Regions from separate parts of the Homo sapiens genome. Here region 1 is linked to region 2. Evidence: chromatin loops called from intact Hi-C (ENCODE). Cell type or tissue: PC-3. All regions are shown on one strand. Region 1 overlaps NRF1 (nuclear respiratory factor 1). Region 2 overlaps NRF1 (nuclear respiratory factor 1).

Region 1 (5,000 bases), 48 kb before region 2:
TAAATAAAAGAGGTTTAATTGACTTACAGTTCCACATGGCTAGGGAGGCTTCAGGAAACTTAACAATCATGGCAGAAGGGGAAGCAAGGCACGTCTTACATAGTGGCAGGAGAGAGACAGAGAGAGAGACAAAGAGAGACAGGTGCGGAGAGGGAATGCCGGTGGAACTGCCAAACACTTTTAAACCATCAGCTCTTATGAGAACTCACTATCACGAGAACAACATGGGAGAAACTGCCCCCATGATCCAGTCACCTCCCACCAGGTCCCTCCCTCAGAATGTAGGAATTACAATCAAGATGAAATTTGGGTGGGGACATAGAGCCAAACCATATCACTAGGCTTATAAGATTCATTTGTGTGTGTGTGTGTGTGAGTAGGCAGCATAAATACTATCTAGACTACAGGAACATAGCAGAAAATACAATCCTGTAAAGTTGCTGTGGCAACATCAGCTGCTTATGTTGCAATAAATATAATGGCAATAATTTTTGAAACTTTATTTTTTATTAGAGACCAGGATACAACTGAATCTCTGGAAAGATAATGAGTCTACCAGTTTGTGCTATTTTTCTCTTATCCCCTTAGTTATTGACCTATTTGGAGGATTCTTCAACTGCAGAAGTTGCACCATGTAGCCAGTAATAATATTTATTTTTCCAGATGCTTGGGGTAGAGTATGGGAATTTTTCTTTTTTAATCCACATAATGAGGTATTTATAAGGAAGTGTATAGAGTCCAGCCCACTCAGCAGACAACCCAGGATTCAAACATTGCTGGAACTTCTAGTCAAACCTCATTTTCTCTTCCATTTGTTTCCCTAAAATAGTGCCTTGAGCCCAGAAAGCAAGTTAATTTCCTAGCCCACTTGTCACATTTCCATAATTCCATGGCTTCTTTGTTATTCCCAGAGGTATCCTCATACCCCTTGTGTATTCTCCTAAGTGAATGAACCCATTTTTTCCTCTCCCAAGTTCCAGGCATTCAGATGAACCCATTATATTGGTGGTTGGAAGACCCAGCGTCTGTCCACCCTTTCTGTTCATGATCGAATGTGTGCATGTCCAGTGTGTTACTGTTAAGTTGAGACATGTAACTGGCAGTAGTGGGAATGCAGACAACGAACAACAATATCTGGTTCCAACCTGGGCTAGAGCTAAAGGCGTCATGGGTTGGAGGTTCACTTCTGTCACCAAGCCCTACCAGAAGCAAGGGAGATTTGACCTATGGGGCTCCCTTTGGCCCGGGCCTTACCAGTAGTGGCACTCAGCTACAACATACACCTATCAGTTTTTTTTCTCTGATTCTTTTCAGTCCAGTCTCTTGTATGCTTGAATCTCCTGTCTGTTTGGTAGTCTGGCTTTGCAGGAATGTAGCAGCAGTTTTGAATGAATTGGTTACTTTAAGTTTTAGAAATGTAAGTCCTTGAAGATCTTGAAAATGATTTTGGTGATGAGCTGCCACAGCTGGTTGTTCAAGCAATGGCCTGGGAAATGCAGAACCATGAATACCATGCCTGTTAGACCTGGAACAGGCAATGGCACCCTCATTGAGAAAATGTGATTTTGACTAAGAAGCAGTATTTCTGGAAAATTTTTTCACTGGCTCTCTTCTATTGTTGTTACCTGCAATTTCATCATCTTTTCATTTAATTATGTTCAGTATGATGTCTTTGGGACCAGTGGGTATTTTTATTTGCTTGTAGAAGTGTTTGTTTTTAAGGCTATGCAATGGCTCAGGAAGGCCAGCCCCACCCACTCTCTTGTTGCTTGGCACCAATCCTCCCTGGTTGTTGGGCATCTTGTTTACTTCTGCCCTTAATTCCCTGCAGGTGCGTAAGTACAAGAGCATGATCCTGGAAGACCTGGAGTCTGCTCTGGCAGAACACGCCCCTGCGCCACAGGAGGTTAACTCAGAACTGCCGCCTCTCACCATCGACGGAATTCCAGTCTCTGTGGACAAAATGACCCAGGTGAGGGGTGGGAGGTGAGGAGGAGACTCAAAGACAAGTGGCACAGGTGTGGGCGGGCCTCTGATCACTTTTCTGCATTTTGTCCTCAGTGATCTGACCAGGGAGTGAGATGCTGACTGGAGTCTTGTAGTGAAACAGTAGCAGCCTTGGAAAAGACATTATAGTGCCAGAAAAGTGCTCCCAACCAAGGGCATGGCTGTGGTCTCCTCTTTCTTCTGGCAGTTTTTTTTTCCCTTTCACTTGGGCCTTTGGGTTGGATTTAAAAAAAAACAAAAAAACTTTTAGCTTGGGGTTGGTCTGAACAAAAGAACATTAGGAGTTTAATGAATCACAGTCAAGGTAGCCAAGTAAACTTTTAGCCCTCGGGCTGCTCTGCTCCTCTTTCAATGTAAATTCTAAATACTTCCATAATTATTACTAAGTACAGCTTCCTTCCGCAAGAATGTAAAAGTCAGAGTGACAGTCTTCTGAGTCGTTGATTTCCTCTTCCTTTTTAAAATTTTTATTTAAATTTTACGATTTCTAAAGATGAGGGTCTCACTGTGTTGCCCAGGCTGATCTCAAACTCCTAGGCTCAAGCGATCCTCCTGCCTCAGCCTCCCAAAGTGCTGGGATTACAGGCATGAGCCACTGTGCCAGCCTGATTTCCTCTTCCTTTAAGAAGGGAAGTCAAAAATGTACTTAGCATGATAAATCAGCATACCTTAGTAATTTTTATGAAATTATCCCCTTTATATATTTTTAGTTTAGCTTCATCAAAATCAAACACCTTTTTAACATATTTTCCCACCCTATTTATTTATTTATTATTATTATTATTTTTTTTTTTTTTTGAGACAGAGTCTCGAGCTGTGGCCCAGGCTGGAGGGCAGTGGTGTGATCTTGGCTCACTGCAACCTCCGCCTCCTGGGTTCAAGCGCTACTCGTGCCTCCGAATAGCTGTGATTATAGGTGCGGGCTACCACACCTGGCTAATTTTTGTTTTTTTAGTAGAGATGGGGTTTTGCTGTGTTAGCCAGGATCGTCTCAAACTCCTGACCTCATGTGATCCGCCTGCCTCGGCCTCCCAAAGTGCTGGGATTACAGGCGTGAGCCACCACACCCAGCCCACCCTATTTCTTTATTAATTTACTTCTATCTTGCTAAATCCACTTGTCAGGTTTTTTTCCTTATCTTATTCAGTCTTCAGCAGCATTTGACATAGTTGATTACTCCTTAAAGCATCTTCTCTCTGTCTCTTGACCACACCCTCTTCTGAAGATCCTCATCCTTCACTAGGTGCTCCCCTCATCCCTTCTGGGGCCCCTCTTCCTCTTCTTACCTGATCATCGATATGCTGTTTTCACCCAGTTTACCCTCACTGTTAGATGTCTGGTCCTCACACGCCCCAAACAGAACCTTTGGTTGTTCCTACTCTCCACTCCACATCTGTTCCTCTCCAGGCGTTCCCCATATCAGTTAATCGAACTACTGTCCATCTGGTTGCTCAAGTCCCAGTATAGAAGTAATCCTGATTTCCTTGTTTTGCCCTCTCCCTCCACATTCCCCTGCCACCCTCCCGGTGGCAGGTCATGTCAGTTCACCTCTGAAATGTACCCTGACTCTGGCCATTCTTCTCACTTCCCATCAGCACCCAAGTCCAAGCCTTTAGCATCTCTCATATAGCCTATCCACTGTGGTCTGCTGCAGTCCATTCTCCATGTAGCCATCATAGTAGTTTTTTAAAAAACTTAAATCATGCCGGACGTTGTAGCTCATGCCTGTAATCAAGAGGAGGATCCCTTGAGTCCAGGAGTTCGATATCAGCCTGGGCAGCAGGCTGGTATTTTTTTTGTCTCTACAAAAAATACAAAAATTAGCTGGGGCCATGGTGGTGTATGCATGTAGTCTCAAATACTTGGAAGGCTGAGGTGGGAGGATCGTTTGAGCCCCAGAGGTTGAGGCTGCAGTGAGCCGAGATTGTGCCACTGCACTCCAGCCTAGGTGACAGAGCGAGATCCTGCCTCAAATAAATGAGTGAATAATGAATGAATGAATGAATAAATTTATTTATTTATTTAATTCAGGCCATATCACTTCCTTGTTTAAGCCCTGTAATGGTTTTCCACTATTCCTAGAATCAAATTCAGACTCTGCCATGGCTTTGAAGGCCCTATGTAATCTGACCTCTTCCTGCCTCATCATCTTCCCCTCAGTCACTGGGCTGCGGCCACTGTAGCCCTCTTTTCCTCAAACACCCTGCATCCGTTATTTTGCTTTTGCTGTTCCCTTTGCCTGAGTATTGTTCTCCCAGATGATTGCATGATGGACTTTATCTTATTCAAAGTCTAGCTCAAATATCACCTCTGAGACAAGCCTTTCTTGATTATCCCACCTAAATGAAGCTTTCTTCTCCCTACCAAGCCACTAATACATCCTCTGTGTTCTTGTCTGTATAACACTTGTTACTACCTGGAATTGTCTCATTTATTAACTTGTATACTTATTTGTGGTCTCCCCAGCTAGAATTTCAGGAATTTAGTTTCTGTCCTTTACTTCTGTTCAGTATAGCTGCTCAGCTTCTGAAATAACATGTTATCTAAATAATAGTATCTGTTCAGTAAATGACTTCAGAGTTAGAGCAAAAATGAGTTAAGCGCAGTGGTGGGGAACAGGATCGCAAGTCCCCTGGGCAGTTGTTTACTCAGTGTGGACGCTGACGCTGCTGCTCAGGGGTGGCACTTTTATTTTTTATTCCATCTGAACCAGCAACTTGGTCTGAAGTAATACTATATTTTATAAATATAAACCTAAATAGTGATCTTTTGATTGTTGGATTCATAGCCCTTTCTGTGGACACTGGAAGGATCTCTAAATAGTGGTTCAGAAAGGAAAGCATATCTAAACCAAGCTTGTCCAACCCACGTCCCGCAAGACGCATGTGACCCAGAATGGCTTTGAATGTGGCCCAACACAAATTCGTAAACTTTCTTAAAACATTATGAGATTTTTTGGCGTTTTTTTTTTCTTCAGCTCATTGGCTGTTATT
Region 2 (5,000 bases):
GTATTAGCTTTGATTGAATGTGTAACTAGACCAGAGGCATTCCCACCCCCACCCCCACCCCTGTTCATCTCCAGCCCACAAAAAAAGGTTAAGAACCTCTGCTACAGAAGGTGGTGGTGAGGATCATTTAACTTTGTAGATACCTGGTATAGCACTGAGAGTAAAAGGAGGAGCAATGGAGAGGGGAGGTCCCGCAGAGCTGGAGACCCTAAAAGCTGAACCTCTAACAAGCTCTGTAATCTTAGGCAAGCAAATTAACCTCTCTAAGCCTTAACTGTAAAAATTAGGATAATGATAGTTCTGTACTCAGAAGGAAGTTGTGAGCATTAAACAAGATGATTCCTGTCAAGTTCTTAGCATAGTGCCTGGCACAGGGATGCATCATAAATATAAAATTCTTTAGCTGTCAGCATCAATTTCTTCTCCATCATTCCTCACATATGTTGGAGTGCACAGTACTATGTAGACGCTGCTTTCCTGTCTTTAAGACGGATCCGAATGCTTGCCTTTCGCAGATGAAGATGTATGTTGCAGAGGTGGATGCTGTAAAAATGGGACTAGATTAGAAGCCCTTTCTGTAACCTTGACTGAAGAAAATACAAGGTGACATTGTTTAAAGGCTCTATCACTTGCCTTTGTCTAGGGCTGCTGTTCTCTTCTGCACATAGTTTGCGGTCATGAGTGTGGCCTTTTTACTCCTAAAATGGCACAATGTGTCTTCAAATCTCAACAGATGCATTGTATTTCAACTCTATCATGAAAGGTAGCTTTTGCCATTTTTTCCTTTTTGTCACCACCATCATCCATTTTTACTTACTGCATGTCCCACTGTTCCAACTCTTTAAAAATGAGAGGGATGATGCCAATCCTCCACATGTTAGACTGTAAAACACATCTCCTTCCACCTTTTTCTGTGTTCCTTGTTCCCTGGACACATCAGTATATGGGCTTGTTCTCACAAGAGTCCACTGAGATGTAAATGTTAATTTAGGAACTGTATTATTGTTTCTCCCCAAAAAGGTTGCTGATGTGCTATTCCAGTGTGTACTAAATCACTTTTTGCCTCATTATTTTAAAGTTTAAATAAATGAATGTATTAAATAGTCTTAGTGTAAGAGTGCGTTTTCAGTCACCATAAGCATAATAGCCTTAAAAGTGCTGTTGTGTTCTATGACACTGTGATACTATTTGTAGCTTTTATCCAAAGATGGTAAGCTCAGTGCCTCAGGACTTGAAGCAGGCAGCCCCTAAGCAACTGTTTTTTGTGTGAGCTGTGAGTCCCAGGATACAAGCCTCTCATCTTCAAGGTCCCCAAAGAGCAGCACAGCTGGTAGCTGTGGATTTTTAGGCTGCCCTCCTGTAAGGTAAATGGTCTTTTCCACCCACTCCCTTGTTGATAGAGTGCCTTGAGAGAAAATGAAGACACTAGAGTGCTGGTCTCAGACTGCGCTGAGGCATCGCCTGTTCTGTAAGAAAAAGCAAATGAAGATTCATGTGTATTACAACTGTTTCTCCTTTGGAATCACAGGCCTTTTTTAAATAGAGGGGGAGGAGGGGATAGTCCTAGACCTGAAAAGATTCCTTCTTGTAATATAAGGAGAGCTGTGAGCTGTGGATCAAAATGAAGAGGAGTGAGGGGAGTATGCAGCGTTGCCTGTGGCTCCAGCTGAGCTGGGAGCCGGCGGCTTTTCCTGGGAACTGTATGTGGTGCAGCACCTTGGGACAGCAGTGTCTCTTAGTGTCTTCCACACGCCCCCCTGGGAAATAGGCTTTCTTTGCAGACAGGGACTTTCCCATTTAAGTCAGCTAACTTTTCTCTAAGATGAATCGTTTTCATTCTGGGAAGCATGTTGGTAGATGTCATACCAGGAAAATAACCATTTCAGTCGGCTGTAATTTTGCCTTTTGGCTATACACATTGAGCATAATTATTTAGGGTCTTCATCTTTTTCCTTTCATTGTCCATTCTTTCATTTTGTTTTTTTACTACTGCTACAACCACCACCACTGCCACCATCATCTTCTTGCAAATGGCTAAGCAGTGTCTGCATTATTCTACCTTCACCCAGTAAACTGAGTAGAATAGATCTTCTGAGCCCTGTTCAGAAGCAGCTAAAACCGGGACTTGCCCAGGATCTGTCAGCTCTTAAATAGTAAGACTGGAAATCATACCAGATCTCCAGTACTCTTTCTACTGCCCAATGAAACTCCCTTCTTCCCCTTCACTCCCTCTTGCCAGCTTAGCCTACCTAGGAAGTAAAGAAGGCATAATACAAATGAAAATCATGGCCTTTATTATTCATCTGGTTATGCTAGTACTTGGTGTGGTGACTCCTTTGCAGGATTATTTTAAAGAATGGTGGCAGCTATGTTTTACTCACTTTAGAAGTCAAAGACTCACGGTAAATCTTAGCAGAGGCAAATAAAAACATGATACCAAAACCTAACATCTAAATCTGTACTGTCCAGTATGATAGCTGTTAGCTACATGTGGCTATTTGAATTTAAATGCAAGTTGATTAAAATGAAATAAAATGTAAAAGGTAGTTATTAGTCACAATCATATTTCAAGTGCTGAATAGCCACATACGCCCTGAGATACTGAATTTTTAATTTAATTATAATTTATTCACATTTAAATGTAAACAGGCACATGTACCTAGTAGCCACTTTAATGGACTGTGTAGATACAGAACATGTCTATCACTGAAGACAGTTCTATTGGGTGGTGCTGATCTAAGGGCTATATCAATAACACTGTGGTCTCCTGGCAAGTTGTACCCTCTCTGTACAGGGGAGGACAACACAAATACTTCATGAGCTTTGTCTTCCAGTGACCTTCTCAGCTCATAAACAGCATGGCTTTGCTTTTAAAAAAAAAAAAAAAATCTACCCATGTGACTGCAGTAATCCGCAGCCAGTAAACAGCAGGGTGGGAGGGTTGCGAGGAGAACTGATCTATTTTTATGCACTGCAGAGTCCAAGCAGGAAAACCTGAGACCGGAGACAGTGGTGACATCAAGACTCACTTCCTAGTGAGTTTATTCATGACTCAGGCCATGTGCATATTTCCACTTGGATTCCTCACAAGTGCAAGTTTCTCTTCTAGGCTACAGGTATCTGCAGCCAGGTGCTGTAATGGATTTATAGTAGCCCGCCAAAAGATCAAATATCTGAAGCCTGACGGGTCACAAAGCTGACAGGAGCCATGACTATTGCATGAATTCCAGATTTCACAGTGAAACAGAGCTGCTGCTGAAAAATGGGAGCACAGAGCTGTTCACTGGGGCTCTTGATTCTAGACACTCAAAGAGGGGTACAGTTCTCTGCCCCATGTGTGTTTCTCACCCAACCTTTTCATGGTGTTGAGGAGGGGAAGGGACAGCTCAGTGGTGATTCTTCACTTCTCAAACGTGTCCTCCTCCTCTGTCTTCATAATGACCTCCTGAAGTCCAAAGTGCCTTCCAAAATAGCTCTTGGAAAGAGGTGGCAGTTTCCTGACTCCCCAATCTCCCCCATCCTGGGAGATGTGTTGATGGCACTAATTTGCGGGGTAGCAGAGACTATAGTCCTACTCTCTTTACTGGCTGGGGCATTGGAGGCATGCAGTAACTGTTGACTACCACTGCTACAACTGCTGTTATGATTATTACCATTATAATGATTAATCACTCACACCGAATGGGAAGGGAAGTAACCTTCAGAGGTTCACTCTTAGTACTTCTGGCACATATGCTTAGGGCCAGGGCCAGTGAGTCTTCATTCGCAGAGAGGTGGTAGTGAATCTCCCACAAGGATCCCTACTTCGGGAAGCCTGTGTTCCTGGTGGAAGTCCCATCATATCCCTCAGGCATACTGAGATTCTCTTCTCTAGAATTACCAGGCCTTTTCTGTCACTCCTCAGGCATACCCCCCGTAGCTGGAGGGATTTCCAGTTGCCAGGGTTCTTTGGTGCTTTTCTTTGCCTCCTGCAGAGATGCTGAGCTGTGGACACCTTCAGAAAGACCAGCACTGCCTCATGAGAGTATCTCCTGTCCCTCTTTGCGGGTTTAGGTTCCTTGTGTAGTCTGCACATCCAGAGGGGATGTGTCATTCTCTCTCTACCATTATAACCTGGGGTGGCCTCGGGCATTCATCGTTTATATGCCAGGAATTGCTAACCTAAGCTCTGCTATTTGAAGGCTTAAAGACTGCAGATCAAAAGTAGACACAGAGGGCCTTTACAATGAGATGATAGGCCAGTAGCTGTCATTCTTTATTCTTAGTGCTCATCTAAGCCATGACCATGTCCTTCAGATGTAGCTTTTAGATACTTTTCATGTGAAAGACTGGATACCTCTAGTCGACATGTCAGGGCCCCAAAGGAATCAAGTCCCTTTGGCATACCTTCATGTCCTCTTTTTTTTGTTTTTCTGTACTTCAATAGATGCAAATTCATTTACTCTTTGGTCTGCCTGTGTTGGGTATTCTCAGCTTGGGGAAACTCAATGAGCCAGCACACCATCCTATGAACAGAACACCAATCTGAGCCAGGGACATTCCGAGCAGACAACTCAGGTCAGGGCTTCCGGACAGATTCCCAAGGTCCCTGCCATCTGGCAGATGGACACCACTGACTGTGGTCTCCTCTCCATCCACGGTGTCCTCAAGGCCAAGTTACATGCTTCTTTGTCTCATTCTCCTTCCCTTTAGGTCCGCAGATCTTTCGGAGTCTTTGTATGTAAAGGCAGATTTTGGTCTTAGATTATTCCAGCTCCTTATAAACCAAGACTGAATCTTGTGCCTGTCATTGTGAGCGCTATTCTGTAAAGGGATTTTTTTTTCTGGCATACCAAATCCAGAGCCATAATTGGACAAGTTTAATTGGAGTCATTTCTATTCAATACATGGATGGCAAAGTGGGTTTTAATTGAGCATGTAAAAAGGGCATTAATCACTGTTCACACAGGAATCACAATATTAGAACAGGAAAAATTCTTATAAAGTTTTTCAGGTTCTTG

What was found. A loop is a pair of places that touch in the nucleus more often than their neighbours do. Peaks named below come from ENCODE experiments on the same cell type or tissue, not always from the same donor. Only the 100,000 strongest peaks of a DNase experiment are listed, where the experiment ranks them.
Region 1: a loop joins it to region 2, with 4 times the contacts of the local background. A loop is called at or near these places in 1 of 110 quality-filtered maps.

Annotation. Positions count from the first base shown.
Region 1 is chr7:129,688,575-129,693,574 of GRCh38, forward strand. NRF1 (nuclear respiratory factor 1) reads left to right here. Exons shown (of 11, transcript NM_005011.5): 5 at 1,832-1,972. Among named protein-coding and RNA genes, the nearest start is that of NRF1, 79 kb to the left of the region's middle. In PC-3, no CTCF peak of the experiment used is centred here; a DNase peak (open chromatin) is centred at 2,337; H3K27ac peaks cover 1,470 bases.
Region 2 is chr7:129,736,670-129,741,669 of GRCh38, forward strand. The region is part of intron 10 of NRF1 (nuclear respiratory factor 1); the gene reads left to right. Among named protein-coding and RNA genes, the nearest start is that of MIR182, 31 kb to the right of the region's middle. In PC-3, no CTCF peak of the experiment used is centred here; a DNase peak (open chromatin) is centred at 3,042; H3K27ac peaks cover 1,641 bases.